Regions from separate parts of the Homo sapiens genome. Here region 1 is linked to region 2. Evidence: chromatin loops called from intact Hi-C (ENCODE). Cell type or tissue: ovary. All regions are shown on one strand. Links, peaks and the distances in the headings refer to the core of each region. The heading gives the core; the rest is flanking DNA. Region 1 overlaps PCDH9 (protocadherin 9). Region 2 overlaps PCDH9 (protocadherin 9).

Region 1 (16,317 bases), core at 7,504-12,503, 190 kb after region 2:
TCATCTCTAGATTTCTTATACCCAGTAAAATTTAAATGCTATGTAAATAGTTGTTACACTGTATTTTTCTCTTTAATGCCATTTTTTAAGAAGCATTTTTATTTTGTGAATTTTCAACCTGCAGTCTGTTGAATCTGAGGATGCAGAACCCTGGAACACAGAGGGCCGATTGGACTGTAGATTTCTTTGATGTGCAGGCTCTGAAAGAGTAAGCATTAGGCTAATAATGCACATCATAATAAACAGGTAATCCTTGTAAGTGGTGATGCTTTACACTCACAGATATGCCCAGGAGTGTAGGATGTTGTTCCCTGCTCCATTGGCAGGAGGAGATATTATGACATCTATTTCCACGAGTTCTTAGAATATAATTCACATATGCACATGCACTCACACCCATCATTCAGATCTGCTGGATTCCAAAGAATCGCTTCAATACTGGATTTCCAATTGCTGTAAAATACTGCACAGAGAATGAGAATTTTTGTTTAAAGTCACATTTGGAGTCAGTAAAAGCATAGATGTTAATCTGGCAAAAACTATGCTTGTGACGTAATCCAGGCAACCAGGAGCTCTTTGCCTGCCAGTCTCTTTGTTCTCCATTTGGCATTCTTCCTGAAATGCTTGAGATCATAGCAATGAAGAGACTCCCGTATGATTAAGTGACTTTGTGTTCAGGTGGCCAGATGCCAGGCGCCTCCCTGTTATTTGTATTAGTCCTTCACCTAGAAACAACAGATGCTGTGGTGACTCAGGGAGACATGTTTACAGTAGGAGAGACTAAGAGATAGCTTCCTGGAGGCTAAAGTGATGGCACACACAGGAACTGAGACTTCCATAACTTTTCTGGAACTGGAGTAGAAACTTGTGTAATTGGTTATAATGTTTTATATCCACTGATCTCTGTATAACTTATTCTGGACCCCGAGCCACGCTAATGAATTCTAACATAGATTGCCTGGTGGTCTAGGCAAATCGGTGTAATTAAAATGGACATAGGCTTTTGTCTGAGGAAGCTCATTTCTGTTGTTTTCTTTTCCTTGTTCCTCTTGCTCTGACTTGCTCTTCTGCTGCAAGAGCTATTTCTGCTTTATACTCCTTTTTAAAAGTTCAGATGCTCTCATTTCCTTCTGGGGATTTAAGAAAGAAATAGCAAGCGTCTTGGAATCCACGAGGTAAATACCCAAATCTTTCATTTGGTTTCCTCTTTCTGTATAAAGAGAGATCAACACTGTACCTAACTCATATCATAAAAAAATTTCAAACTTGGAATTTTGTAAATATCCCCCTACTTGTCAGAATATTCTCTAGTGAATATGAAGCACTTTCACAGGAGTATTAACTCTTAGCGGCTCCTTTTTCAAGAAACTACAGAAGAGGGCATTTTAACCGCCCCCCCACCCCACCATCCCCAAGGCCCCCAGTGCTCTTAAGCAACATGTGTACCTTTAAATATGTGCAACATGCCTAGAAGGCATCACTTTCACAGCTGGAGAATGACACTTATTAAAGAAAGAAAAAGAAAGGAAATAATTAGCTTTCAAAAGAAAACTGCAGAATTTTTTTTTTCCTTTATGAAAGAACAAATTTGTTTTCAAAGAGTAACCTGAATGAGAAGAAAAGGAAACTTTTCTAATTAGAATGTAATTCCAGAAACCTCTGATGGTGTCTTAACTCTACTGAATATGGAAATTGCAAGCCTTCTCTGTTAATTAACTCAATTCACTAATGTTGGGATGGACAGGGCTCCTCAATGCTAAGCTTTAGTGCTCCACTTTGAAAGCAGTAGCAGGTCAGTGGGGCTTCCACCACAGTGCTTGTGCATATACTGACTTTGTTCAGTAACAGGCTCAGCCAAGAAAATGGCCTGCTGACAAGAAGTTTGCTTTGATTTTGCTTTTTTTTTTTTTGCTTTTCCTTTTAAAATATTTCATTTGTTTTGCCAACATGCCTGCTTTTCTGGCACACCTGCCTTCTTCTTCAGATAGTGTTAGTTCTCTTAGAATCAATTGTGAGCAGCTTGCAACCAAATGCCTGATTAAAAAGTTAGCAGACCTTGAGTGCAATTACTTCAGCTCTATAGCACTCAGGCATTAAACCCTGTGTTAATTGTTTTCCATTTTTATAACGATCCTTATAATAGGATAAAAACAGGAGAGATCATTTCTTGTAGCTAGAACAGCGGAAAATAAAGACATTCAGTCTGATTAATCACTGTAATATGAAATTAAACACAATTAGGAGTAAATACATTTTAGGATGTTTTTTGATTTAAGCAAAAGATATCATTCTTGCTGTGTCAAAATATACCTACAAATTACCATAGCAACAAATTATTCATCGACAAAATGCTTAAGAAATAACTTGTACAATGATAATTTTTAGGATTTTAATATTGCTAAGCCTTATTTGTCTTAACACTTTTTATAAATATATATATTCCCTTGATAAATCATTTTACACTCAGATTATATTAAATTCATGCATTATAATTTTAAAAATATAGTTAAGCTAAATATTTTAAAGGACTGACTTTATATGAAGAAAAAGCACATTAAAAAGATTACATTGGAAAATATTCTAGCCAAAATTGCCTTATTTCAGCATTTCATTGCATTGAATAGTCCTTAACATTAAGAATTTTATTATTTAAAATTATTAATATTTAAATATTTTCCCATGTGAGAATAAAGAAATGCTGGAAAGCACTTTTCTCCTTTCTAGTCCTTATTCTGTACAGCTCTTTTGGGCCTTATTTTATTTTACCCATGATCAGAAAAAGAGTTTTACCATTTGTCACACAGTACTCACTCACTCTTAACTACTGTTTTTCATGGTTGAAATTCAGGCTGTGATTCTTTATTTTCTTTTCCATTTTTTTTGTCTTCTGTAGTTCCCAGAAAAGAAGACATTCTGAGCATAAATGCAACTTGTTGAAAGGCCTTCAGGAAAACTCCTTTCAGACAATCAACACTTCTACAGAATCATTTTTTAATTATTTAAAAAAAAAATGCCACAGGGTATGGTGGCTCACCCCTATAATCCTAGCACTTTGGTAGGCCAAGGTGAGTGTATTGCTTGAGCTTAGGAGTTAGGGACCAGCCTGGGCAACATGGCAAAACCCCGTCTCTACAAAAAAACAAAAACAAAAACAAAAACAAAAATTACCTGAGCATTGTGGCATACCCCTGTAGTCCCAACTACTTGGGAAGCTAAGGTGGGAGGATTGCTTGAACTCAAGAGGTCAAAGGCTGCAGTGAGCTGAGGTCGTCATGCCACTGCACCCAGCTTGGGTGACAGTGAGAGAGTCTGTCACCAAACAAACAAACAAACAGACAACAACAAACAACAAGTATATCTGTTTGTCTTTTTTTCTATATGTCAACTCAAATGAATTTTCAGTATTTAATTTTTAATTTTTAATTTTTGTGTGTACACAGTAGGTGCACATATTTATAGGGTACATAAGATTTTGATACAGGTATACAATGCTTAATAATCACATCAGGATAACTGGGTATCCCTCACCTCAAGTGTTTATCCTTTATTTGTGTTGTAAGTGATCTAATTATACTCTTATAGTAATTCTAAAATATACAATAAATTATTGTTGACTGTAGTTTCCCTGTTGTGCTATGGAATACTAGATTATATTCATCCTTTCTAATTATATTTTTGTACCCATTAACCATCCCCATGTCTCCACCCCCACCACTACCCTTACCAGCCCCTGGTAACCATTCTTCTACGCTCTATCTCCATGAGTTCTATTGTTTTGATTTTTAGCTCCCACAGATAAGTGAGAACATTTGAAGTTTGTATTTCTGTGCCTGGCTTATTTCACTTAATATAATAACTTCCAGTTCCATCCATGTTGTTGCAAGTGATGGGATCTCATTCTTTTTTATCTGAGTAATATTCCATTGTGTTTATGTACCACATATTGGGTGCTGATGGACACTTCAGGTTGATCCTGGATCCTTGCGATTGTGAATAGTGCTGCAATAAACATGGGAGTGCAGATGTCTCTTTGACATACTGATTTTCTTTCTATTTTTTTTTTTTTAATTTTGAGACGGAGTCTCGCTTTGTCGCCCAGGCTGGAGTGCAGTGGCACGATCTCAGCTCACTGCAAGCTCTGCCTCCCGGGTTCAAGCCATTCTCCTGCCTCAGCCTGCCAAGTAGCTGGGACTACAGGAGCCCGCCACCACGCCTAGCTAATTTTTTTGTATTTTTAGTAGAGACGGGGTTTCAGTGTGTTAGCCAGGATGGTCTGGGTCTCCTGACCTCATGATCCGCCAACCTCGGCCTCCCAAACTGCTGGGATTATAGGCATGAGCCACCGTGCCCGGCGATTTTCTTTCTTTTGGGTATATACCTCACAGAGGGATTGCTGGATCATATGGTAGCTCTATTTTTACTTTTTTGAGGGACCTCCAAACTGTTCTCCATAGTGATTGTGCTAATTTACATTCCCACCAACAGTGTACCAGGGTTCCCTATTCTCCACAACCTCGCCAGCATTTTGTTATGGCCTGTCTTTTGGAAAAATGCCATTTTAACTGGGGTGAGATGATATCTCATTGTAGTTTTGATGTACATTTCTCTGATGATCAATGATGTTGAGCACCTTTTCATTTACCTGTTTGCCATATGTATGTCTTCTTTTGAGAAATGTCTATTCAGATCTTTTGACCATTTTACAATCAGATTAATAGGGTTTTTTTCCTGTTGACTTGTTTGAGCTCCTTATATAGTCTGGTTGTTAAGCCCTTGTCAGATGGATAGTTTGCCAATATTTTCTCTCATTCAGTGGACTGTCTCTTCACTTTGTTAGACAACAAAGGAAACAGACTTTCCTTTGCTGTGAAGAAGCTTTTTAACTTGATGTGATCTCATTTGTCTATTTTTGCTTTGTTTGTCTGTGCTTGTAGGGTATTATTAAGAAATCTTTGCCCATACCACTGTCCAGCAGAGTTTCCCCAGTGTTTTCTTTAATAGTTTCATGGTTTGGGGTCTTAGATTTAAGTCTTTAATACATTTTTATTTGATGTTTGTATGTGGCAAGAGATAGAAATCTAGTTTCATTCTTCTGCATGTGGATATGCAGTTTTCATGGCATCTTTTATTGAAGAGACTATCCTTTCCCTCAATGTATGTTCTTGATACCTTTGTCAAAAATGAGTTCACTGTGGATGTATGGATTTGTGTCTCTATTTTGTTTCTCCATTTGTTCTCTATTCTATTCAATTGGTAAATGTGCCTGTTTTCATGCCAATACCATGCTATTTTGGATACTATAGCTTTGTAGTATAATTTGAAGTCAGATAATGTGATTCCTCCAGTTTTCTTATTTTTGCTCAGGATTGGTTTGGGTAATTTGTGGTTCCATATACATTTTAGGACTTTTTAAAATTGTTTTTTGTGAAGAATATCATTGGATTTTTTTTTTTTACAGATTGAACCAACTTTGTATATTACTTTAGGTAGTATGTACATTTTAACAATATTGATTCTTCCAATTCATGAACATAGATATCTTTCCTTTTTTGTGTGACCTCTTTAATTTCTTTTATCAATGTTTTACAGTTTTCATTGAAGATATCTTTCCATTCTTTGGTTAAGTTAAATCCTAAGTATGTTATTTTATTTGTGGTTGTCGTACATGGGATTATTTTCTTGATTTCTTTTTCAGATTGTTCACTGTTGGCATAAATAAATGCTACTGATTTCTATATATTAATTTTGTATCCTGCAGCTTTACTGACTTTATCAGTTCTAATCATTTTTTGATTGAGTCTTTAGGTTCTTTATCTGCAAACAAGGGTAATTGGCTTCTTCCTTTCCAGTGTGGATGCCCTTTATTTATTTCTCTTGTGTAATTGTTCTAACTAGGATTTTCAGTAATATGTTGAATAACAGTGATGAAGATGGGCATCCTTCTTCCAAATCTTAGAGGAAAGGTTTTCGGTTTTCTCCATTCAGTATGACACTAGCTCTGGGTCTGTCATATATGGTTTTATTGTATTGCGGTACGTTATTTCTCTACCCAGTTTTTTGAGTGTTTTTATCATAAAGGGTATTGAACTTTATCAAAAGCTTTTTCAGCACCAGTTGAAAGGATGTTATGGTTTGTGCTCTTCATTCTCTTGAGATGATGTATCACATTGAGCAATTTGCATATATTGAACCATTATTACATCCCTGGGATAAATCTCACTGGGTCATAATGAGTTACCTTTAATGTGTTGTTGAACTTGATTTGCTAGCATTTTGTTGAGGATATTTGCATCAATGTTCATCAGGGATATTGGCTTATAGTTTTCTGTTTTTAATGTGTTTTTGTCAGGTTTTGGTATCAGTGTAAAATTGGCCTCATGGAATGAGTTTGGAAGCATTCCTTCCTCATCTATTTTTTGGAATAGTTTTAGTCAGATTGGTATTAGTTCTTTAAATAAATGTTTAGTAAAATTCAATGGTGAAATCATTGGGTCTTAGGCTTTTCTTTGCTGGGAGACTTTTTAGTACTTTATTACAGCTTTGATCTCATTACTTGTTATAGGTATGTTCAGGTTTTGGATTTCTTCATGGTTCAATCTTTGTAGGTTGTATGTGTCTGGGAATTTATTCATTTCCTCTAGGTTTTCCAATTTATTGGCACATAGTTGCTCATATTAACCTCTAGATCTTTGATTCTGTTGTATCAGTGGTAATGTCTCAGTTTTCATCTCTAATTTATTTATTTGGGTCTTCTCTCTTTTCTTTTTGGTCTGGCTAAAGGTTTGTGGATTTTATTTAAAAAACACTTTTTTGTTTGATTGATCAATTGTACTTTTTTTCATTTATTTCTCCTCTGATCTGTATTATTTTTTTTCTTCTACTAACTTAGGTTCACTTTGGTCTTTCTTTTCTAGTTCTCTAAGATGCATTTTTAGGTTGTTTACTTGAAGTTTTTCTGCTTTTTTGATGTAGGCACTTATACCTATAAATTTTACTTTGGGTATTGTTTTTGCTGTATCGCATAGGTTTTGGTATGTTGTGTTTCCATAATTATGTGTTTCAAGAACTTAAAAAATTTCCTTCTTAATTTCTTCACTCACCCCCTGGTCATTCAGGCATGTATTATTTAATTTTCATGTATTTGTATAGTTTTCAAATTCCTCATGTTATTGATTTCTAGTTTTATTCTATTGTGATCAGAGAAGATACTTGATATAATTTCAATGTTTTTTTATATTTTTGAGACTTGTCTTGTGGCCTGATATATGGTCTACCCTTGAGAATGATTCATGTACTGAGGAGAATAATGTGTATTTTGCAGCTGTTGGATGAAATATTATATAATATCTATTAGGCCCTTTTGGTCTATAGTGTACATTAAGTTCAATTGGTCTATAGGGTATACTAAGTCCACTGTGAAGGGGACTTTGCAAGACAACGTCCCCTTACTCTTTGTTGATTTTCTGTCTGGTTGATCTTTTCAATGTTGAAAGTGGGGTGTTGAAGTCTCTAGCTATTATTGTATTGAGGTCTATCTCTTTCTTTAGCTGTAATAATATTTGTTTTATAAATCTGGGTGCTCCAGTGCTGAGTACATATATATTTACAATTGGTATATACTCTTGCTGAATTGGCCCCTTTATCATTATATAATGCTCTTCTGCATCTCTTTTAGAGTTTTTGTCTTTAAATCTGTTTGATACAAATACTGCTACTCTGTTCTTTTTTAGTTTCCATTTGCATAGAATGACTTTTCCTATCCCTTTATTTTCAGTCTAGGTGTGTCTTTATAGGTGACGTGTGTTTATTGCAGGCAACAGATCATTGGTTCTTATTTTTTCATTCAGCTACTCTATTTTTTTTGATTGGACAGTTTAGTTCATTTACAGTCAATGTTATTATTGGTAAGTAAAGATTTACTCCTGCCATTTGTTGTATTCTGGTTGTTTTGTGGCCTTCTCTTCTTTCTTTTCTTCCTTCCTATCTTCCTTTTACTGAAGGTGGTTTTCTATGGTGGTATGTTTGAATTCCTTGCTTTTTATTTTTTTGTATCTGTTGTGTGTTTGTGTTTTTTTTTTAATTTGAGGTTACTATGAGGCTTCCAAATAATATCTTATAATGCATTATTGTAAAATAATGATAACTAACACGGATTGTCTAAGGAAACAAACAAGTGAGTGAAGAAGAAACTAATAAAAACTCTACACTTTAACTTTGCCCCACTGCTTTTTACCTTTTTGTTTTTTCTATTTATATCTTTTTGTACCATTGATGTCTTGAAATGTGACTGTAGTTATTATTTTTGATCAATTCACCTTCTAGTCTTTCTACTCAAGAAATGAGTAGTTTAAACACCGCAAGAACAGTGTTATAAAATGCTGTGTTTTTCCGTTACTTACTATTACCAGTAAGTTTTGTATCTTCAGATGATTTTGTATTGCTCATTAGTATCCTTTTCTCTCTGACTGAAGAATTCCCTTTAGCATTTCTTTTAGGGCAGGTCTGGTGTTGATGAAATCCCTTAGCTTTTGTTTTTCTGGGAAACTCTTTATTTGTCCTTCATGTTTGAAGGATGTTTTTGTTTGATATACTGTTCTAGGATAAAAGTTTTTTTTTCTTTTGCACTTCAAATATGTCATGCCACTCTCTCCTAGCCTATAGGGTTTCCACTGAAGAGTCTTTTGCCAGATGTATTGGAGCTCCATTGTCTCATACTTTTCTTTTCTCTTGCTGTTTTTAGATCCTTTCTTTATCCTTGGCCTTTGACAATTTGATTATTAAGTGTCTTGAAGTAGTCTTATTTGAGTTAAATCTACTTGGTGCTCTGATATAACCTTATTTTACTTGAATATTGATATGTTTCTCTATGTTAGGGAAGTTTACAGTAATTATCCCTTTGAATAACCTTCTCCCCCAAACCCCACCTCCTCTTTAAGACCAACAAATCTTAGATGTGCCCTTTTTAGGCCATTTTCTAGATCTTGTAGGAAGGCTTCAATCTTTTTTATTCATTCGTTTTTTGTCTCTTCTGACAGTGTATTTTTAAGTAGCATGTCTTCAAGCTCACTAATTCTTCTGCTTGATCTTCTACTGTTAAGAGACTCTGACACATTGTTTAGTATGTCAATTGCATTATGCTTGGTTTTTTAAAATTTTTTCAGACTTTCTGTTAAATATATCTGGTAGGATTCTGAATTTCTTCTCTGTGTCATTTTGAATTTCACTGACTTTCCTAAAAATAGCTATTTTGAATCTCTGTCTGGAAGGTCAAATATCTCTGTCTCTCCAGGATTGATCCTTGATGCCTTTTTTAGTTTTTTTTAGTGAGGTGAGATTTTCTTGGATGGTCTTGATACTTGAGAATGTTTGTTGGTCTCCGGGCATTGAAAAGTTAGGTATTTATTGCAGTCTTCACAGTCTGGGCTTTTGTGTACCCATCCTTGTTGGAAAGGCTTTCCAGGTATTCCAAGGGAGTTGGGTGTTGTGACCTAAGTTTTTGATTATTGCAGCTGCATCTGCATTAGGGGGCACCCCAAGGTCAGTAACACTGTGGCTCTTGCTGACTTTTGAAGGTACCACCTTGGTGGTCTACGATAAGGTCCAGAAGAATTCTCTGGATTACAGGCAGAAAATCTTGTTCTCTTCCCTTACTTTCTCCTGAACAAATGGAGTCTCTCTCTTTGTGCTGAGCTGCCTGGTGCTGGAGGAGGGGTGACTCAAGCACTCCTGTGGCCACCCAACCACTGTGACTGCACTGGTTCAGACCTGAAGCCAGCATAGCACTGGGTCTCACCCCCAGCCTGCAGTAACCACTGCCTGGGTACCACCTATGTTTGCCCAAGTCTCTAGCACTGTACAGTCAGCAGGTGGCAAAGCCAACTAGGTTGTGTCCTTCTCTTCAGAGCATTGAGTTTATCTTGGCTCCAGGCAGATTCAGGGATGTTGTCTGGAAGCCAAAGCCTGGAATTGAAAACCTTAGGAATCTCTCTGGTGCACTATTTTACTGTGGTTGAGCTGGCACCCAAGCCAAAAGACAAGATTTTCCCACCCTTTCTTCTCCTTTCCACAAGTAGTAGAATTTCTCCCCCTGGCCGTCTCTTCCCCAGGCCCACAGCAGGTACTGCCTGCTTACCACTGATGTTCACTCAAGGCCCAAGGGCTCTTCAGTCAGCTTCTGGTGAATGCTCGTGAGTATGAGACACTCCCTTCAAGGCAATGGGCTCCCCTCTAGCCCAGGGCAGGTAGAGAAATGCTGTCTAACAGCCAATGCCTGAAATCAGAGAACCCAAGAACCCACTTGATGTTTTATCCTACTGTGGTTGAGCTGGTACATAAGCTGCAAGACAAAGCCCCCTTTACTCTTCTCTCCCACCTTCTCAAGCAGAAAGATTTTTCTCTCCCATAGCCACCACAGCTGGGAATGTTCTCGGTCACAGCTGAAGCCAACACATCTCTGAGTTTCACCCAAGGGCCATGGTGAGTACTACCTGGCTACCGCTGCTGATTATTCAGGACCCAAGGGCTCTTTAGTCAGCAGGTGATTAACCTTGCCAGGACTGGGTCCTTCCCTTCAAGACAGCAGTTTTCCTTTTGGCCCAGGGAGTATCTAGAAATGTCATCTGGGAGCTAGGGCCTGGATTGGGGGCCTCAAGACTCTGCCTGGTGCTCTATCCTACTATGGTTGAGCTTGTAAGCAAGTTGCAAGACAAAGTCCTGTTTACTCTTCCCTCTCCTCACCTCAAGTAAAAGGAGGAAGTCTCCCCTGGAGCCGCAAGCTGTACAGCCTGGGGATGGGGGAGGATAGTGCAAGCATTTCCTTGGAAACCCTGGCTGGTGTCTCACTAAGTCACCTACTCCCCAAGTCCACTGGGCTTCAAGCCCAGAATAGCATCAGAATTTGGTTAGGAATTGCAGTCCCTGTGGCCTAGACTGCCTTTCAAGTTTATTTAGCACTCCAGAGCACTTTAGGTCTTGGTGGCAAAGCTTGCTGGAACTCACTTGATGGGTGATTCCCCTCTGGCTAGGGCTGGTCTAAATGTTCTCTCCATGGGCACTGGCTGAGTTCTGCCCAGTGTTGCTTTCCACTGTGACAGGGCAGCACCGAGTTCCAATGCAAAGTCTCACAATCACTGCGCTCTCCCTCCCTCAAGTGTACAGATACTGTCTCCACACCACAAAGCCACTGCTGGGGCATGGAAGAAGGGTGGTGTTGGCAATTCAAGAGTTTCTTTTCTACCCCTCTTCAACGCCTCTTTCAATGATATAAAGTTAAAACCAAGTCCTGTGATCATTCACTTGACTTTTGGTTTTTATGAAGGTGCTTTTTTTGTGTGGATAGTTATTCAATTTGATGTTCTGTGTAGAAGACGATTGGTGAAGGCTTCTATTCAGCCATCTTGCTCCATCTCTCTTTTCAGTATTTTTTTCTGAGCAGATAAGTAACAGTTTTTCATGTTAAGAAAAATGAAGTCAAGTCAGTTATTTCATTTTACTGTCATTAAGGAAAAAATAGTTTCTGATTATGTACATGGTTGTATATTTTCATTCAACACATATTTCTTGTCGTGTGCTAAGCATGATGTGAAGTGCTAGATATATCAATTCAAATAAGACATGGTTCCTGCCTTTTAGAAATTTATATTTCTAGCTATAGCTGGTCATAATTTTCTTAATGTATGATTTTGATAATAATTTCAGAAAATACAGTGAAAATCCCAGCTATATTAAGAAATCTGAAAAGAAACAATGGAAGTGTATCAGGATACCATTATTAAGCACCCAGCATTATTGCAACTTAATAATTCAATCCTGAAAAGGTAAACATCACTACATCTCTGTTTATGTTAATGTATTTAGAGGGACAGAGTAAAAATAAGAGAACTCTAGAAGCTTTGGGAAACATGTTTCAGTAACATCTAGAATCTTTCTTGTTAGTTTTATTCCAGGGATACAGAGTTTGTGTTCCACACAGGAATTCAAACAAAGCTGACAAGAGGCGGCTTTTGTAGAGTTATTATTTCATTGTTTTGCATAGAATTATAAGCTAGTGGGACTTTGAATTGTAGCCTCCCAGTGTAAGCCAAGTGGCCCTTCATGTCCTGCTATATCCCTTACTGGAAGACTTCCCTGTATAGATTGGATCTTTCTGTTACTTATTTCTATTGTACCCTGAATTTCTTCTTCATAATACCTATTTCATTTGTAATTACTGGTTCTATTCTATTTCATTTACTACTTTATAAACATTATGAATGGAGAGACTGTACCAGTCTTGATTGACAAAAATCTCAATATCTAACAGGGTCTCTGATAGAAAGTAGGTGATCAACAATGTTTGTTGAATAGCTGACTAAAGAGCTCTAGGGAGTCTCAACTTTTCTTAAACTCTTCTATCCTAGAATATTTTCTCCACATTTACAAGTGTATCTTATATCCTTCTATTTTAGCAGGCATTTTCCACGTTTTCAAATTCTTTTTATGTTTTAGTTTTAGAAATATCAGTTTTATAAGGACTCATAATTTAGCTACTTTCTCTTGTACTCTATTTTTTTAATATGAATGTCTCTCGCATGCAGTTTGGAAACTAGTAATGAAATTAGTAAGGAGAACAGATTGGAAGTTTTAAAACAATGTTGCTAAAATATATTTATATCTCAAATTGTTGATTTTCAACTTCTTCTTTTACCAGAAACACTATGATTGTACTTTTTTCTTCTAACAGTTTTGCCCTGCAAACACTACGGGAGATTATATGCATGGGTGATGGGGAGGAGGAAGGGGTCATAAGATCATACTCATGCACTAAAATAACTTTTTTCTATCAGAGTTTCTTAGTAACTAATATTGCTGAACTGCTGCGTTTGATTGGTTATCACCCAAACTGCAAATCTGATGAAACTCTTCTAGATTTTCATATTTATGAAAAGTCAGTGATAAAACAAGATGTCTGAACTGCATTCTCTATGTGCTTTATCAGCTGGTAAAGCCTCAGATAAGATGCCTTCTACAGACAGTACGCTCTATGATCTGTTCCAGGAAAGGTGATTTCTTAATTCTCAAAGTGCCATCATCTATCTTCTTCCATCTGTCAGACCAGGACATGAACTAGATCAGAATTATTTTCTAATATGAGGAGCATTTCATTTCATCTTCATGAAGTTAGCTCTCTGAAATATGTCTCTTGGAGAATAAACATTTGTTTAAATCATTATAAAATATTTTTAAATGGCTATTTAATGTAGAAACTTTAAAGTCTATACTGTTTAAAAAATTAAAAAATAGAAGCCGAGGACAATTGAGGACCACAATTACAAATTTGTGGAAGCAGAAGTACTTTTTTTTGAAATATATGTAATTATGTGAATATAGAGCCTTGATGACTGATGTAAAATGGCCCATTCAGAGCTAAATATAAGAATGATGATACATAATTATCTATATCACTAACACACATGCATGCATGCACACAAGCTCAATAGAAGTAAGATTCAACATAATATTGAACAGTGCTATCATTTAAATGATTTGAAAATTGCCCGAAGTCTGTTATTTTTACTACAAAAGTTTGTCTACTTCCTCTTTCTAATCTTTTTTTAAGACTATTTTTAGGGCAGTTTTAGGTTTACAGAAAAATTGTGCCCAAAGTACAAAGAATTCTTATATACACTGTCTTATTGAACACAGTTTTCCCTACGATTTAACATTTTGCATGAGTGTAGCATCTGTTACATATGATGAGCCAGTATTGATGCATTTTTTATTAATAAAATTCATAGTTAATGTTAGTGTTAACTTATCATGTTTTTTTATACCCTAGATAATAAAATATTTCTTTTAATTATGTATTGTATTTATCCTCCATTTTGTTTAAATACACATGTTTAAGCAATTGTTGACTCTAATAATTTCATTGAAAAAGTCATTTCAGGCTAGCAATTTGTTCATCATCTTTAACATTATATACATACAATAATATGTTTCTGATATTTGTGAGCCTATGTATAAATTTTAGAAAATTTAATGTATTTTTTCTAATTGCAGGCTGTCTTATTGTTCTTAAATTTTAATGCATAGGGCAAATTGTGTTAGACAGTAAGTTCCCTCCAGGTGTGGGAAATTTTGTACATGTTTTATTTGGAAACTATCTTTCCCTCTCTGCCCTAGACAAAAATTAGAAGGCAATTCTGTGTATATCCTTTAGATCTTAGAGTCAAGAGAACTTACTGGTGTTTACATTTTTATCTTCAAAAAACATATTGCTACTATTTTAGGATGTTTACCTTCTAGATTGCTCTATCCACATTTAGAACATAATGTTTGAGAGTGTCATGCCTTCTAAAGTAACTACATTTTTTAGTACAATTCAGCATTTTACAGAAGCTACCTAAACTTACAGAAGCTTTTGACATATAGAAGTTCTTGACATACGTTTGAATTTTATATTTGTATCCAGAAGAAACAAATTATCCTTAGTGCACAAATAACTGAGATAGGTGACTCGGTAATGTTTTCAAAGGACAGACTAACTAAAAAGCCATAGGGCAAGTAGCGGTTATCGCTGAAATGTAGGAGTGATTTTTGTTTCAAATATCAGGCTCAAAGTCACAGTGACTGTCTGAAATAATAGGTGGATTAAAAAAAAATGAAGTCCAGCTACTTCGACTGTTCAGAACAAAGACTCCTCTACCCGGGAGAAAAGAGATATAAAATCTTATTCATGTTTATTCCAACTGGGTTAGTTTCTCTGTTTCCTTAAGATCATTATAAGGACTCTGATTCTAGCTGAGTAGAGTAGGTAGTTACATATTATATTTTTTAAAGCAAGAGAGGCTTAAAACATATTTTCCTCCAGCTTATCAGGTCATCAGTGTTTTTCCATCTACTGATTAATGTTTATTAAAACTTCCCAAAATATCTTGATATTATTTCCATATCTGAATGTTACTTTTCAATTTGTATGTTGGAAACTTGTTTTATAAGCTTTTTCTCAGATTTCTATGATTCAAAACCGCTTATGAAGTCTATCATTATTCATCGCATTCTCTCATACCATACTGCCTTTATTATTATTACTAAATTTATGAGCCAAAAAGAACATTTCTGCATATAAGTTGAGAATAAAATTGAGACTGATCTTTATTTAAAGAACAGAAATTATGCATTTAAATAAGTGCTGTCCTTCAAATTTGCCCTCATTCGTAGCTACCCTTAATATTGTGATTTCTCAAAATATTTGGAATTCCACTTTTCTAATGGAATTCCAATTATATTGGAATTCCTCAAATATAATTTTTAAGCTACTGAAGAAAATGTGCCATTTTTACTTTATGATTTCTTTTTTTAAAAAATACTGTTCACTACTTCTAATGTATTTTAGGTGTTTGAAAAAATAAAATCAGGTCGTGAAAGGCAAAGTGTTGACACCTTGAGGCTGTGTCGTATAATATGCAAGGTTTCAAAACAATTCAAAACCATAAATTTGAAAACTTTAAAAAATCTAGTGGTGTTACTGCCATAGCATATGAATCATTAAGTACCTAATAAAGAACAGAATAGATACTTTATAAGATTTCTGTTAATTCAGGATGTGTTTTTCTCATCTTATAACCACAATTGCATATGATGAATTCTACACTCAATGAAATATTTCTAAACAAATAATTTTTTGTTACCTGGTCAGGCTATATGTTACATAGCACCAAACATAGCCAAAAAGGCCTTTTTTGGACTATAACATATATCAGAATTTATCTTCATTAATTTAGGCTTTCTGAGATTAAGTTAATAAAGTTTGGATTTTATTTTCAACATTAATAAGTAAAGATCTCAGATATGTTTGACAATTTTACTGTCTAAAAATATAAATTCCACATTTTAAGACACATATAGCATGTTTGTATTGGTATTTGTGCATCAGTTTTGTTACATGAATATATAGATACCTATACATATGCTCACAAATGTATATATACATTTTATCTATATCTTAAAAGTATCTTTATTTTATTCCTCACTTACATAACTGGAAGTAAATAAATAGTGCTTGAATATTACACATTTCTAATCAAAATATTTCAACTGCAAACAATATTTTCATTGAAACCCTTTGAGAAAATTAAAAGAAGGCCAGTTAGAATATGCTTGCACTTCACAATACAAACATTTTTCACAATACCATTACTAAGAAGAAATACATGAATTTTTTGTAACTTTCTTTTTTTATTTGGTAGTTAAATACAGACACAGTTTTGCATTGGATAGTCAACCCATATCGATATTTCTATCTACTTAACTACCTATATCTCTCTGTCCATCCAT
Region 2 (16,317 bases), core at 11,240-16,239:
ACGGGGTTTCACCGTGTTAGCCAGGATGGTCTCGCTCTCATGACCTCGTGATCCGCCCGCCTCAGCCTCCCAGAGTGCTGGGATTACAGGTGTAAGCCACCGCGCCCGGCCGATTTTGGCTCCTCTTATACATTCTAGAAATCATATTCCCAGAGTATGTGGTGTTATCTAAACTGCATACTGATGATAAGATTTGGGTTGTAGAGTGCTATTTATATTTAGCCATTAGTGACAGAGTGTGGATATTTATTAATACTCCCACATTAAACCAATTAAATTATACTACTCAGGATCTGCTGTTAATGCTTTTTAAGCGTAAATGTTTGATTGATTAAGTTCTAACAAACAATTAAAATGACTTTTTTATCTTTTGGTAATGTAAGAAAACAATAAAATGTGAATGGCCACTTGAATATAATCTTGTCTGGTTTTAGCAAAAGCAGAGGTGAAAAATGTAATTGTAGAGTTTAAAAAGTATGTTAGTTATTTCTAAATTGTAAATGTCCCATAATTATATATATAGCTTATTTTTATTAAGCTTAATACTTTTAATATTCTCTTCTAATATAGCAAAATAGGAGGGGAAATCATTCTTTTAAGTAAAAGCAATACATCTTTTATTCAAATATTACTTGCTTTTTAGGCATGGATATAGGAGATACGCTGAAATACAGGAGATTGGTGTTTCTTATAAGCCATGGGTAATAAGAAATCAGAGATAGTGGAAGAATCAAACTAAAAACATAAACACACATACACAAATACACAAATAATCATAATGGCTCCTCTTATAAAAGATTTCCCTTTCTGGAGATTCAGTTACCCATGGTCAACCACCATTTGAATATATTGTATGGAAAATTTTGGAAATAAACAATAACTTTTACGTTGCCGCCTCTGAGTAGCGTGATGAAATCTCACACTGTCCTGCTCCATCCCATGTGGCCTGTGCATCTTCTGTCTCTGGGCTCTATATGCTGCCTGCTCGTTAGTCACTTAGTAGAAGATTGACCTGCAGTATTGCAATGATTGTGTTCAAGTAACTTTTATTTTACTGAATAATGGCCCCCAAAGCTCATGAGTAGTGATGCTGGCACTTCAGATATGTCGAAAAGACGTCATAAAATGCTTCCTTTTAAGTTAATAGGTGAAAGCTCTGGAATTAACAAGGAAAAAAATAGTATGCTGAGATTGCTAAGATCTGTAAGAATGAATCTTCTATTTGTGAAATTGTTGAACTGTATGTTGTTAGAATTTTCTATTTTATTATTAGTTATTGTCATTAATCTCTTACTGTGCCTAACTTATAAACTTTATTATGTATGTATGTACAGGAGAAAAAACCCCTGCAGTTTCAGGCACCCACTAGGGATCTTAGAACACATCCCCCTCATAAGGGGGGATATTCAGTTTAAATACATACAAATAGAAATGTATTTTATAAAAACTTGTTGGTGTGAAATAGCAAATGTCTTACTTTAAAATGGCTTATAATCACAGTAAAAAGGAAAACAACCTATTATGGAATCAATTTTATTAAAGAAACAACTTGAATGCTTTACATGAATATTTAGGTGTATGAAAATGATTTTAAATCAATCTTTTTGGTGACAACATTAATGCAAATCTTTTCTAAAAGAGAGGTTACTTAATAGGTTTAGTGTATTCAACTTAGAAGATGTGTTATTTAGACATATTTTTATTTTGTGTGTCTAGTTTCTAATATTTATTTATTTACCTGATCAGAAAAATGGGGGAAATCATTCATTTGAATTTTGAAATCAGCTTTTAATAAGTTATCTTATTTATCAGGAAAAACTGGATTTAGTGATATACTCTGTGTGTGTTTGTGTGTGTGTGTGTGTGTGTGTGTATTATGAGAAAGGGAGAGAGATTGATAGAATGCCCAGAGGAAGATTTTGTTCTCTTTCATAGCAAGTTTTACTATTACAGCCTTTGCATAGAAAATCAAGGAAAAGAAAATATACTTTAAAAATTGTTGATAATTTTGCTCAGTGTTTAAAAAACTTTCTTAGTCATAGGCATATGTTTTTCAGAGATGGATATTCACCTGATACAAAGGGACTCTAGCTTAATACAGTGAATAATAATTTTATTTCTGGCAAGAAGTGAACGAGAAGGAAAGCGAAGATAAAATATAAAGCAAGAGAAAAATAAAGAAAAAGGAATGTAATAACTCTCACAAGACAAACAATATGAATCATATTCCTAAAAATACAGTTTTTAAAAATATGAAAGAAATATTTACATTATTTTAGGTGATTTAATTGTTTTCCACTTCTAGTATTTTAGGTGGCTAAAAAAACATCTGGTCAACATGTTGGTAGTGAAAAAAGGCATTCATATATTCTATCAGTCAGCGAGATTGAAATCTGCTTATTAACAAAATATGTTAACTAATTTTTATTGACATTTGAGATTTCCTTGCATATTTAGACAAAACAAAATTTGGTTTTGCTATTGAAAAGGTATTACGTGTTTAGTAATTTTTTTCCAAGTTCTTTACAAATCATTTTCTAAATATATACCAGTATCCTGTATTTAGCTCCCAGAAAGCTTTAATTCACTGCTTGTATATAAGCTGTTTTTTTTTTTTTTTTGGTCTTTTTTTCCCCCTGCATTATCTATGTGTGTTTACATCCTGGATTGTAATGGCCTCAGTAGAAATGTTATGGCCCATCTTGTTGATAATCCATATTTTAAACTCTCTAAATACATGGATGACATTATCAGCTATCATTGTACTGATCCCCACTTGAAGTATGTAAATACATATTTACCAGCTTAATCTGTGTCTTGAAAGGCCCATATGTGTGTGTTTATATGATAAAGTATATTTATGCATGTTGTAACTATTTATTATTAGTAGTAGTATTAAAATAATACACAAAGCTATAAGTTACATTTAACTATGAGGGACACATTGAGTTTGAGAACTTAACATTTTCCTTTTTGGGGAATTGTTCCACAACCTATGGCAAAAGTATTGATGGCAGTGGCGGCCCATATGGAGCAGCCACTGCCGTGATGCCAGCTGCAGTGAGGGAGGTGCAGTTGGCACTGTGTCCTCCACGGAGCAAGCAGGAGCACTGCCCTCCTAGGTGCAGCGGCTGCTGCCCAAGCTAGCGCTGTGGATCCAGGCATCCCTGTGCACTTGGGGGCCGGGAGCAGGCAGGATCCCTGACTTCCCAGTCGCAGCTATAGCCACCCAACCCATGGCTGTGGACCCAGGCATCTCTTCACTCTTGGGGACCCAGGAAGCCTCCCTGCCCACACGGGCTCAGAAATGCCTGGTCCTGCTGCTTAGCCTCTCCCTGCTTCCCGCGCCAGATCTCAAAGCAAAGGTGAGGCTGATCCAGGGCGCTGTCACAACCTGGCCAGGTGAACACACGCTCACGGCAGCGCTGAGATGCCAGCTCCCTGCTGCCTCAGCCCCCTCTGGACTTTGGGCACCGATGAGCATGGGAGGGAGGCTGAAGTGGGGCTGAGGGCAGCTTGGCACTGGCCTACAGCTGCCCCTTAGCATAAGCCTGGGCACTATGAACAGCGGTCGGAGGCAGACAGGTTCCTGGGCAGAAAGGGGCAGGTCCCTCGTGAAGCCCCACCTTCAAGCCAGGGCGGCTTGAAGGCTGGGGGCCTGGCTGCAGACTGGAGTGAGAACTTATGGCTCTTTTTTCAGGCCCACCCATGGCTGCCTATGGACGAGTCAGCATACACTTTTCCCCTCTGAAACCCGTAAAAAACCCAGACTCATCCAGACAAGCAAAACTCAGGCAAAGGCACCAGTGGCCATAGAGTTTTCTGGCTGGTGAAGCAACACCCCAAGTTTCCCTAAACAATATGCTCGTGGCTTTTGGGCTTTCTTTTAACATTTTATTTTCTTTGCCCTAGAGAGTATGAACGTGCTACCTAAGATTCTATAAGAATATGAGAAGTGCTTTTTGGATTTTATTTTTCTTTTTTGGACTAAATTACTTCAAAAACATGGACATGTGGCAGGATGAGGTAACTTCTCTAATAACCAAAACAACCATTGCATGAAATATAAGTTTTAGACATTCTCCACTTTACAAAGAATTCTTACAGGCTGGATACTCATGGTTACCGTGCTACTTAGGTTATGTCAATTTTAGGGACTTTTTTTTTTTTTTTGAGACAGAGTCTCGCCCTGTCACCCTGGCTAGAGTGCAGTGGCACGATCTCGGCTCACTGCAACCTCCACCTCCCAGGTTCAAATGATTCTCCTGCCTCACACTCCTGAGTAGCTGGGATTGCAGGCACCCCCCACCATGCCCAGCTATTTTTTGTGTTTTTAGTAGAGACAGGATTTCACCATGTTGGCCTGGTTGGTCTTGAACTCCTGACCTCGGGATCCACTCGCCTCGGCTTCCCAAAGTGCTGAGATTACAGGAGTAAGCCACTGTGCCTGGCCAATTTTAGGGACTTTCATGCCGTTTGTAGTGTTTGGGAGTATATTCTTGTCTTATTTCTCTGAAATTTTATCCACTGATTCATGCTAGAAACTAATCTTTTTTATGGTGTTGAATATGAAGAATTTGGAAAATAAAATCAAATACAGGATTAAATCGTAATTTGAATATTTGTAGGGTTTCCTCTCTAAATTAACTAGATTGAGAACTGAACTCAATCACAGATTTTCCACACACTACTCACTCCCCATTTTTCATTTTGTCAGTAGTTGCTCAGATATTCTTGAAAAAAAAATGTATTAGAAAGTGAAGTATTGCTACATTTTAGAGTCAGGTCTACTCGTTCCATCATGCATTGGACACCACAGAAGTAAGTTTGGTAATTTAAGCCCTGAATGCACTTACATACATGATATCACCCCAAAAGGGCATTTATAAGGACACTTGTTGACTTGTAGTTTGGATACATTCATTTCAGAGCCAAACACTGTCACCAGCAGGTACCATCTCTTAACCTCATTCCTCTGGGTTGTTCCTTTGAAAGACTTTGCTATGGGGCCCCAGAAGTAGGCCCAGCTCATATGTTCTCAGCATGCAGTCTTCTCCAGAGTGTACACATTAGCTGTGATATTCACCCCATCTCCCTATGAAAATGAGCCACAAGGCCATCCCTGAACAAATATTAGTGTCTGTGAGGACAGAAGGTGCTGTTTCTAATGGGCCTTGCTTGTCCTTGGCCTCAGATTCAGAGACTGAAGGTGAAGACGTTTGTCCGGAGCAAATTTGGACACTGTTACTAGAATAAATGAAGTGGATTCCAGTCTGAAGGCAACAGCAAATATTCAATACATGTGGCCTTTGTATTTTAATTTTAATAAGTTTAGACTGTGTTCACCAGAGCATTTTATAACGTGTGTGTAATTGCATGTATATGTGTGTGTGTGTGTGTGTATGTATGTGCATGTGTGTAGCTGAATACTTCTTTAATAGACCTAGTCTTCTAGAAAAGTTTTAACTAGTAAAGGCAGATATTTTTGTTGGTGATGTTGGGAGGTTTACAATATTTGGGCTTTTCCATCTGTCTCTGTCTACATGTAAAATACAACCACTTAAATCTCAAAGCAGGGAATACAGTAGCACCCCTTCTTAATGAATGTTCAGTCAGAATTATCTTTGCTGAGGGCACACACCTGTGTGTAGCTGGCATCTCAAACCTGGGTCTACCTGAAGTTCACTGCCGATAGTAATTGATTTTCTTCCTTCAGTCAGCTTAACATAGATCAAGAGTGAAGTGGCACTTGGCTACACACACAATCTCAGCAGCTGCAATTTTGCTGTTGCCTGTCATACAGAGCCCTTCTTTCGTGGTTTCCATAGAGGCTGGGCATGTTTCTGAATTTAATTTTGAAACACTGCCTGATTCCTTCCTATATATCTGAGTTAGAGAGACATCTCACACTACCAGATCTGAAAAGAAAATCACTCCCTTCACCCTCATCCAATTCATTACTTTCCCTCTTCATTAGTGCTTGGAATAGTTTTATAATATTGAATTCCCATTACCCAAAACAGGAGATGATATTTTATTCTTATTTTTGAAATCTTAGGATTAACAGTTAATGTCATTACAAAAACACTGATGTATACAAAAATTGATGCTATTTTGTCATTTTATTCACAAATTGGAAGTAATTTTATGCTATTCTAAGTTCAGAAAAGAGATGAAATGTCCCTATTTCTATAATATGAGGAAAATAACACAGAATTTTGGGGGCTAAAAGAGGTCAAATCGTCAATGGGACCCATGCTGGGCTTTTTTGGAAGTCTCATACAAAGCCTAAAAAAAGTTTCAAAGGAAAAGGGCGAGAGAGGAAGAGGGGCCAAGAATTACACTTTTCTGTTCAATGCAGATAGCTTTCAGGAGTGGGATTTGAACCACATTAGAATTAATTTACTATGTATACATAGGGAGAGCAAGTAAGGGAAATAAATTTTCTTTTTCAGTATAATGTTTAAATAAGACTTAGGTCATAGGTAAATTATTTTGTAGCAGATGTTGCCCTCAGACATAAAGGTGACTATATGAGGATTTATTGGATTTCAAAAATGACCATACCATGTATAAGAAAAATTAAGGAAAAACATAATTTTAAATTATGAAGTTAAATGAAGCTACATTTGATGTTAGTAAAGTATCATATTGTGTGCCTAGAGAAGTCTATGCTAATATTCCTATTAAATTCTCTCCTACCTTTTCTGCTCCTAATTTCCCAAGCTAAGAATCCTGGAGTTATGCTAGATTCTCCCTCCCCTCATCCTCACCTCCAGCTGTTCTCTAACATCTGTAATTTCTCCTTTTGGAATGTCATAGTTTTTCTCACATTGTCTTAACTGATCCCATAATCACTTTTACCGGAACTAATGCCATGATTGTATATTTTCCCAAGTACTTTTCTAGTAGGAAAAATAAAGCAATAGAATCATTGTGGGAGGACTCCAGATAAAACTTCACATTTATGTTAAACCCTCCATTTTTCATAGCAGCCATTTTTGAGCTACAAAGTAAACATTAGTGTTTCCATTAACATTTGTCAAAATAATAATTTTTATTATATTTGATATTGTTATGTAAGATATTCACATAGCTCAACAAAAGTGAATCTCCAACAAAAGTGGATGGAATGGGTTATAGATCAGACTTTTCAAATATGGCATCATTTTAAAATTATTATTATTCTTGTTTTCTTTATTGTTATGAAATATGTTGAGTATAAAAATGAAAGAGAAAATTTGCTGTTTAAATTGCTTAACATTTTATAACCTATAGCTAATTCCTAATTATATCCCTTGATCTTAACTATGTGAGAAAAGAATTTATTTTCAATAGCATATTATGCTGTTTTAATTTTCACTGCTTCTAGTTCACTTAGTTAAACATGAAAAACAAGCGTGGGGGGAAATCACATAATTTTCATGGAGTACACATAGTAGTAGAACGATCCCTGATTTTTTCATACATATGTTTGTCAAGAAGACTTTTATATGTGCCTATATTTATGCATTCCTTATTTAGGTGGCTGTAGGCTGTTGTAAAACTCATCGTCATTTTCTTCATTTTTAAATTTTGCTACCTTTTAAAGCTATCTGTCTTTTAATAAATTTGGATATTACAGAAATGCTTAGATTTAATCACATTTATTTTTTGAAAAATAAATTATCCTTAAAAAATAACATACCTTCATGCTACAGTTTTTATTTAAGCTGCTCATGAGGCAACAATTACATGAGAATTCAGAGAGACAAGCCACCGAGGTACCGTTTTCAGTACCCAAATGGCTTCTACAAAACAGAGCATCCAGGGGTATATTTTCTTTTAACTTGACTTCATCTCTCTCTAATTAGTAGTGTGCAATGTACCATTATGATGCCTGCTTCACCCCCTTGGTTCTTGCACCTCCCTTCGGGGATTTCCCAGCTGTTTTGCTCTCCTGTTGTAATTGAAATCTTACTTGTTCCAGCCTATAATTGATAGTGAACCCAACCATTTTATGTTTGTCATGCAACAGATGTACAACAGAAATACTCAATGTAGCATATGGAAAAACTGCCCTACTAGAGTGAAATTAGAGCCATTCCTATAGCACAGCTCCCATTCTCTCAACAGTTTAGGTTTTTGCCTCCTTGCAAGTGCTTTGTTGCTGCACAAGTCAATATAAAATTCTGGTAGTTATTTAGTAGAGAATGTTTTATCTTTAACTTCGTTACATGATTGTATATAGTAAGGGTTACACAGAATAAGATAGATACGTTAAATAAAACAGGGTTCTCTGTATAATTCTCTTGTCAAATTATTTTAAATTATTTTGATTAAATAATTAACCTTACATAAACATATCAATGCCCATGAATAAGTCAAGATGTATTTGAATATTTAACTATATTTTTATTTTCCAAATACTTGCAAATGCAAAAGGAATCTCCAAGTTATCTAATTCTGATTACAACTCTATTCAAGAGCCAGTTTTTGCTTTGAAAAGAAATACTACCTTTCTAATGTAATATAAAAGATCTTTGAGTAGTTGATTCCATATTAGAGGATATATTCAGTATTCAGAAAATGGTGCTAGATTTTTTTTAATATTGTTTAACAGACTTTTGTATGGGTATATTGGGCCCTCAGTGGCTTGACTATTGTGGGAAGAGATGGTGTGAACAGAGCACCACAAGGGCTAAGGGAATTGACCACATCCTAGGAATGGCCAACAACCTGTCCAGGTGGAGTGAGATGCCCAAATGCAGTGTCCATGGCACTAAGATTTTTAGGCAAAAGTCTCATGAAGTCAGATCAAGAAGGCAAAATATGAAAGAAGAATATTTGAATAGTTGTGAATCAGAAAATATGATGAATGGCTACTTCATAGTTCCAACTATTCTTTTCAGTTTTTTTCAGAACCCCAGGCAATCCCTGAGAATGTGAGGACTAGGGTGGCAGTGAAAAATAATTGACAAGTGTTTGGAGGTGGGATAGCACACCAGTCAAGAGCTTTACGATGCACATCAGAACTCTAAGCCCTGGTGGAGACAAGAAGGGCTAATTAGCTAACTCGGGCAGAGGACTGCATGACTGACGGTATCAGAGAGGTATTTTTGAAAAATGATTGATAATATGATAGTAAGTACATCTGAAAATGCAGAAGTGGAGACAGGGAGATGAAGATAAAGCTTGTTAAAATATGCAGGTAAGATACCTGAACTGAAGAAGAAAATGGCAAAGGCCACTGCAAGTACCCATCGCACAGGAAGACGTTTCAGAGGCGTAGCTGGCGTGACTGGCTGCCACACTCCGTGAAGTATGAAGCAAAAACTAGAAAATGACCTAGGTATCTGTAGCCTGACTGACTAGAAATGCTTTGCCATTAGTAAAAGAGGAAAGACACTAGAGAAAAGAAAACGATAGATTTGGGGATACATTTTTTAAAATTGGGACATCATATCTTGGAAATTCTGTTGAGATATCTAGAGACAATGTAAGGTAATTTTTCAGAAGCAAGAAACTGGAGTGCAAGAAAGAGAGATGTCTAGTTGGACCTAAAAAATACAAAGTGATTGTTGCACATTAATAAGTTACATAATATTATATATATATATCTCAGAATATTCTATAAGATGATATTTTTGAACATCAGTATGTTGAAAATTTTATAATATTATTTTTAAAGTTTTTTTAATACTCTGTCTTTTGGAATAAATAATGTTTATACAAAATGTATTAGGAAACTGATTAAAATTTCATTATTATGTTTTTCACTTTACAAAAGCACAGATTGGATAATCATTTGAGGGAGTTAGTTTCTTTGCACTAGTTCAAAATGTATTTGCAGTGCCTTTTTTTGGTTCTGAATTATTTAAATAAGTGACATTATTTTTAAAGTGATCGTTTCTCCCTTTTGAATAAAAGTCTGTTACTAGAGATTAGTGCATCATACATTATAAGCAGAAGAGAGAAATGAGTTGCTCTAAATAATTCTAGTACATCATGTTTTCCTTTTAAATGAAAAAAAGAATAAAGTCACAACACTTATATTTAACTGTGTTTGTAATAAGACATGGCTATAAACTCATACATTTTATTTCGACTGTAATATTAAAATGCAAACATTCACATGGGTTTTTATGTACCAGAGTTTTTCATGCTAGCATGAAAAATTGTGTTAATATTGGTTTAATTTTAATGAAGTAGAACAAAAGCTTGTAAAATATATCAAATACATTTTAGCTATTAATATCAGAGCAGGTTCTCTTTTGAAAACCTGGCTAAATTTAACATTATTCTTAATGGATATATGAATGTGTACAAAGTATTTATTTTATTTATAGACAATTCAGACCTTATTTTTTTCCAAATAACTGCACTGACAATGAATTTTTTTTTTAAAAAAAGAATTGAATATTTTTAAAGATTAAGGGAAATAAAAATACTCCTGCAAATATTAAGTGTAATGTGCATGGTACTACTCAGTTGATTTTGCTGGTCTACATTTCTCAAATGTCTACAGTGTACCCAAAGAGACCTTTCAAGAAGAAAATGGAAATAGCTTTCCAGTTAGACTGTAATGAGTTGTTGAGGTTTGCAGAAGAATAAAGGGGAGAAAAAAATATTATAGAATGAAATATATGTTCTGTAACATGAATACATATTTAGAAACCTGGAAGTCATGGTAAAAAGTACAAAACTGGAAAATTTGATATAGTGGATTAATTTCATTTTAAATTTTTTATGCTTTAATTTTAATTTTTGATGTTAAATTTTTTTCTTTATATTTCAGTGAAAATTTAGTGTTCAATTTCATTTATATCATCTTCTTATTACCATTGCGTTTCCTGGCACTCTTTGATTGAAATGGGAGAGGAAGAAACCCTGTGTTCATTCCCCTGGGTGTGTGTTTGGCAGTTGTGTCCTGAAACTCTATTGCCTGGGGAGTGCTTTTATCTCCTTGAAGCCTATTTGATGAAAATATTACCAATACCTCATAGTTACACAAAGATGACTGGAAAGGTCGTTTTTTAACGAGAAAGTCATTTGGGCATAAAGAATTGAAATATTTTGCACTTTTTCTTAGTAGGAATCAGAGCAGAGCGACATTGGAAATAAGAACAGAAAGAAATGAAAGTTTTCTGTCCCCTACACAGTGTTGTTCTCCTCCTTCCCTTCCTCGTTACTTAATTTAGAGAAGGGAAGCAGAAAGGGACAAGGAAAAGAGAGTAAAGGAAAGGAGGGCAGTAAAGTCATTAAAAAGGCAGAACAACTCAGAGTTGGCGCAGAGGAACGCAGCGGTCGTGGGCAGGGTCTTTGGAGCCAGGCTGCTCCCGCTCCACCGTATGTTTTTGCCTCGTTGTGGGCAGGTCAGTTAACTTCTTCATTCCTCACTTTTCCCCACTGTAAAACGAAGCCACTAACAGTACCTTACTTCATGAAGACCAAGGGAATTAACACTCGTGGAACATTCAGAAAAGGACCTGGGAAATTTTAAATGCTCTGTATTTATTAAGTACAAAATAAAGAGAAACTCAAAAGAGAACTCATTTTGGGGAGATTTTGGAATTAAGGAAGAAAATTTTTAAAATAAAAAGCATCAGCTAACAGTATACCTCAAAAGTGCAAGCTGAAGCAGTTGACCTTCAGAAATTCAGCATGTTCTATAACCTAGCAATTCCATCCATGCGTGAGAACATATGCCAAGGAAATCCTCATTGTTTCCACACAGGTGGTCTCTTATGTGGATGCTGACAAGAGGTGATGGGGAGGGTGCTGATTTTTAGCGTATACTTGGGCACATTTTAAATACTGGAGCTTTTCTAAGCAAATTTTGTACTCGAGCGCTGTTATTCCTCTGGTAGAACTACATGAGGTAGACTATTTTATAGGAAAGTTTTGAAGCTCAAAAAAGTCACTTATTCCAGATGGTACATCAGAGATCTGGAATTCAAGAAAAGAAAATCTGACCGAGGATTTTACTTTTACCCACCGATTGTAACATACGGAAAGTCAGAAACAAGGCAAGTCCCTGATGGATTTATTAGGAAACATTACTCAATTTCCACAAAGCCCTAGAAACTCTTCTAGACAACAATATAGCAAAAGTTGGGGAAAATGGCATTTCTGGTTTCAAACAGCTCAGTTTTTGTTGGATAACACAGATTAAAAGTAAAAATTACTGCTTAGTGAAATGAGTGCTGATGTAGGTGCACAGAGAATAGATTTAACTTCTGCTCCTGTTAAGTGTAGGATTGAGGTGAAGATACAACAAAGAAAGGAAATTGAACGGAATTATTAAGAGGGTCAAGTTTGATAGGCAGATAAGACTAGGTATCAGCAAGACATTTCAAACAAAAGGAACATTATGTAATTTTTTAAAAAAATACATGAAAATAATATTTAAACAAGGAAGGAATATGATAAAAGAAGGATAGTTAGTAAAATTTGGATAACATAAAGATTATTGAATCTCCAGTCGTCAAATTTATCCTAAACTACTGGGGAGAGGTCTCATGTCAGATTTTGATTATCGAGAAAGAGGGGTCAAGAGTATAAGAGAAATTGCTTTTTGTTTTGAACTTCAGTGTCCACTATTGTGGACAATATCAAATTCAAACAAATATACACTTTATTTCAACTTTGTTTCCCCATGTGACTAAATGTTTTTCTCATTTTTATTTCTATCTATTCTGTGTATAGCTGCTGCTTTCTTTGTTTCTCATGTTTCAACTCACTTAATATTACTTTAATGTTCAAACTTTGGTATTTCTCACACCTGGAAAAAGATATGCTGGTTCTTTTATATTTTAAAATGATATGCTTTTGATTTTTAACTTTTATCTCAAATTAAGTGTCTAGGGTCATATTTAAGTTTTTTTCATGCTTGCTTTTTATAATTGAGGTAAATAACATTTTTTGCCCTTGACAATCTTTAATAAGTATGTATTAAACGGAATGGGGAGAGGATAGTCAAATTAAAAGCAGTCCTCTCTTTCAGTTGTATAATATATAACAGTCTTCTAATACTTTTCATGCCAAAGAAATGAAGTCCATTGGTTGTAAATGTATTAATTCAGATGTTTATAGACATTCTAGCATAAAAAAAAATTGTTGGGTGGTTAGCAGGAGGACAGGTTTTGTAGCACCATAACAAATCCCCAAAGAAAAGTTAACCCGGCATATAACACAGATTCAGTGGGCAAAAATAGAACTGCAGATCATCCATCACTTTTGTGTCGTGACCTCTGCTAAATCTACTAACAAATTCTGTGTTATTTAATCACAATGACAGACCCAAATACAAATGTCGTGACTTTGCTGTGTTCCCTGGGTCTTGCCATATCACCATCACCATTTTATATTCCCTTCCTGGGGACACTTTGGAAGATTTAGAGGCTTTCAGCCTAATCTGACTGGCTCCACACAAACAGCTGGAGCTTTGCCAAGAGCCGAGCTCGATTATGTCAACAAGACAGCCTCATCCACAGGGGAGCTCCAGCCGGGTGTGCGGGAGTTCTGGGAACCGCCATGAATTAGCTTTATATGCTCCAAGAGGCAATTTCCTACAAAAACAGACTTTAAAAGCTGCCAGAGGAAATTGTTTCCCATTGGAACTAGGCCTGGCTGACGATTGTCTTCAGTGACTATGTCAATTTGGTAGTCAGTCCTCAGGACATACCAGGCCTTGTCCTTGGATTCTGTCTCTCCACAGAACCAAGCCCAGTAAAGCCTGCATATGTAAATAAACTTCTGTAATGATTATGGATCTGTCCCAATTATTTAGGTTATTGTTTTTAAGTTTAAAACTTAGCTAACTAGATAGATATTTTCTGACCTCAACTTAAATAGTATTCCTGCTATTACTTAAAAGAGAGCATTCTCTTAAACATAGCATCCAGGTTAGGAAGAGGAGCAAAGCGTTCCATGGTTCATTAGCCTTTTGCTGAAGTGTTAAGTGGATCAGTAGGAAGCTTCACTTACAGATGTATTTAAATATTAGTGGCATTTGAGTAAACATTATGCATTTTGATTCTTTGCTATATTTCTTTTCATAGAGTGTTCTAGCTGAAACACAACCAGAAAGGTTAATTTTTAGATTCCCCAATGTGCAATGAATTGGCATCTTACAGTTAGTGTTAAATAGCTACATATATGAACAATACAGTATACTACCTTGTACTTCCTTCAAAGCAAATGTCCAAGGGTTCGAAAGCATTCTAGTGTTTTTGTGAGATTCTACAATGTTTAAGATATCTATAAATAGTAATTTTGGGTACAGTTGTATAAAATGCATTCCTTGAAAAGTTCAGAAACCAAAAGACCATCAGGGGCTGGGAGTGGTGGCTCATGACTGTAATCCAAGCACTCTGGGAGGCCGAGGCGGGTGGATCACCTGAGGTCAGCAGTTTGAGACCAGCCTGGCCGTCTCTACTAAAAGTACAAAAATTAGCTGGATGTGGTGGTGGGCTTCTGTAATCCCAGCTACTCAGGAGGCTGAGGCATGAAAATTGCTTGAGCTCGGGGGACGGAGTTTGCAGTGAGCCAAGACTGCACCACTGCCCTCCAGCCTTGGCAATAGAGTGAGACTCTGTCTCAAAAAAAAAAAAAAAAAAGACCATAGGTATATAAAATTATATTCAGGATAACAAATAACAAGTTGCCAAACAAATGTTGAAGGGACATCAATGTATAAAGATTATGTATATATGAAGTGTGCCATATTGCAAAAAATTGATTTATAAATTAGATTTTTTTCATTCTACAAAAGTTTTTTCTCCCCATAGAAACAGATATTTTGGTAGCAGTTTCAATGAACTTCAGTGTTTGCCAGCTCATTATCAGCTATTCAACCAGCACAGGTCATAGACAAGTCATTTCTGTCACTGATTGGCTACTATCCATATTTTCCTAAATAGCACAGTAAATAATTTGCTTAAATTACAAATTTATAAAACTGGTTTCTTCGTCCTCTCCAAGGTTTAAATCTGGAAACTAATGATCATATACTCATAAATGCCTATTCTGCAAACATTTGATTTTTTTTCTATATGAAGTTGTTAACTTAAACTCAAACTATAGGAAGAAATAGGGAGAAATGTCAAAATTACTATATTTCAATTATTCACCCATTAAAAATTAGGTTTCTATCACATGCCCTTGTAAATATAATCTTTAGACATTGTGAAGACTACAAAGATGAGAAATTGTGCCCAATTCCAATGTGATTCCACTCCCTAAATAAGAAGGACAGCTACACTGTCAGTATAGAAAACATAGAATGTTATGTACCAGAGACGTACAGAGTGAGTGAGGAAGACAATATTAGGGTACCCTCTGCCCTGGGGTGGAAAGAGGATCAAATGAAATGTATGGAGGAGCTGGCATGTCAGACTGAAAACAAGCTGAATTTACACATATAGAAATACAAATAAAGGACCGAGAGAAGTCAAAGGTATCAGTGTGAACAAGACAAGATATGGAATCCAATGAAGAGATTCAGTCCCGTTTTGTTAGAAGAAAGAAAGGAAATAAGTTTGGGCATATTATGTAATGTTACTCTGAGAAATCAGTAACAACATTAGAGTAGCAAGGTTAGAGCAGCATAGCTCTCCTCAAGGTACATGTACCTGGCATTAACGGGCAGGATTGTTAGGAAGGGTAAATACTTGTTGGCTACGAGACCACATGGTAGAGTATACGATTTAAAATATGGACAATGAGAATGAAAAGAAAGGAAAACTTTGAGATAGAAATAGAGTTGACAGCTGATTCTGTTATGATGTGAAGAGGTGGGACACTAAGATTCAGAGCCAGAGCAATTTGGGGCATGTTGGTTCCATCTGCAAGTATAGGTAGTAGAGGAGGAATACAGGGGGTAGTAGAAATAAGTTCAGTGCTATTTATGATTAGTATATAACTGGTATCGTATCATAGTGACTCAAGATCTTGGTAGTGCACAGGACCAGAGAAACATTTGTTAATCATCTGATTTAAGCTAATGGTTAAACATCTCTGAATTGACATTAACAGCTATTTGATAGGATTCCAATCACGGAAAAATATATACATTTTAAATTTTGTTTTATTGAATATTTGGGAAAGCCATTTATGCATTGTAACCTAAATGTATCCAGATGGTATCATCCCATATGGAGGAAAATATATAATGAGGTTGTAAATGGATAACGATTACTCATTCTTAATATACTTATTCATGCATATCTGTGCATGTGTATACTCAATATACACATATATAGATGTGTTTGAAAAATATTTCTATAAAATATTCATATTTTGTAGAGATTTGATTTTGCATAAATGTCTATAAAG

Evidence for each region. A loop is a pair of places that touch in the nucleus more often than their neighbours do. Peaks named below come from ENCODE experiments on the same cell type or tissue, not always from the same donor. Only the 100,000 strongest peaks of a DNase experiment are listed, where the experiment ranks them.
Region 1: a loop joins it to region 2, with 7 times the contacts of the local background. A loop is called at or near these places in 1 of 110 quality-filtered maps.

The regions. Positions count from the first base shown.
Region 1 is chr13:66,641,723-66,658,039 of GRCh38, reverse strand. The region is part of intron 3 of PCDH9 (protocadherin 9); the gene reads left to right. All of the region lies in intron 2 of LOC105370247 (a long non-coding RNA gene), which reads right to left. Among named protein-coding and RNA genes, the nearest start is that of PCDH9-AS2, 180 kb to the left of the region's middle. In ovary, for the core only: no CTCF peak of the experiment used is centred there; no DNase peak of the experiment used is centred there.
Region 2 is chr13:66,832,441-66,848,757 of GRCh38, reverse strand. The region is part of intron 3 of PCDH9 (protocadherin 9); the gene reads left to right. The region is part of intron 1 of PCDH9-AS2 (PCDH9 antisense RNA 2); the gene reads right to left. Among named protein-coding and RNA genes, the nearest start is that of PCDH9-AS2, 15 kb to the right of the region's middle. RefSeq lists an enhancer at 1-445. In ovary, for the core only: no CTCF peak of the experiment used is centred there; a DNase peak (open chromatin) is centred at 13,457.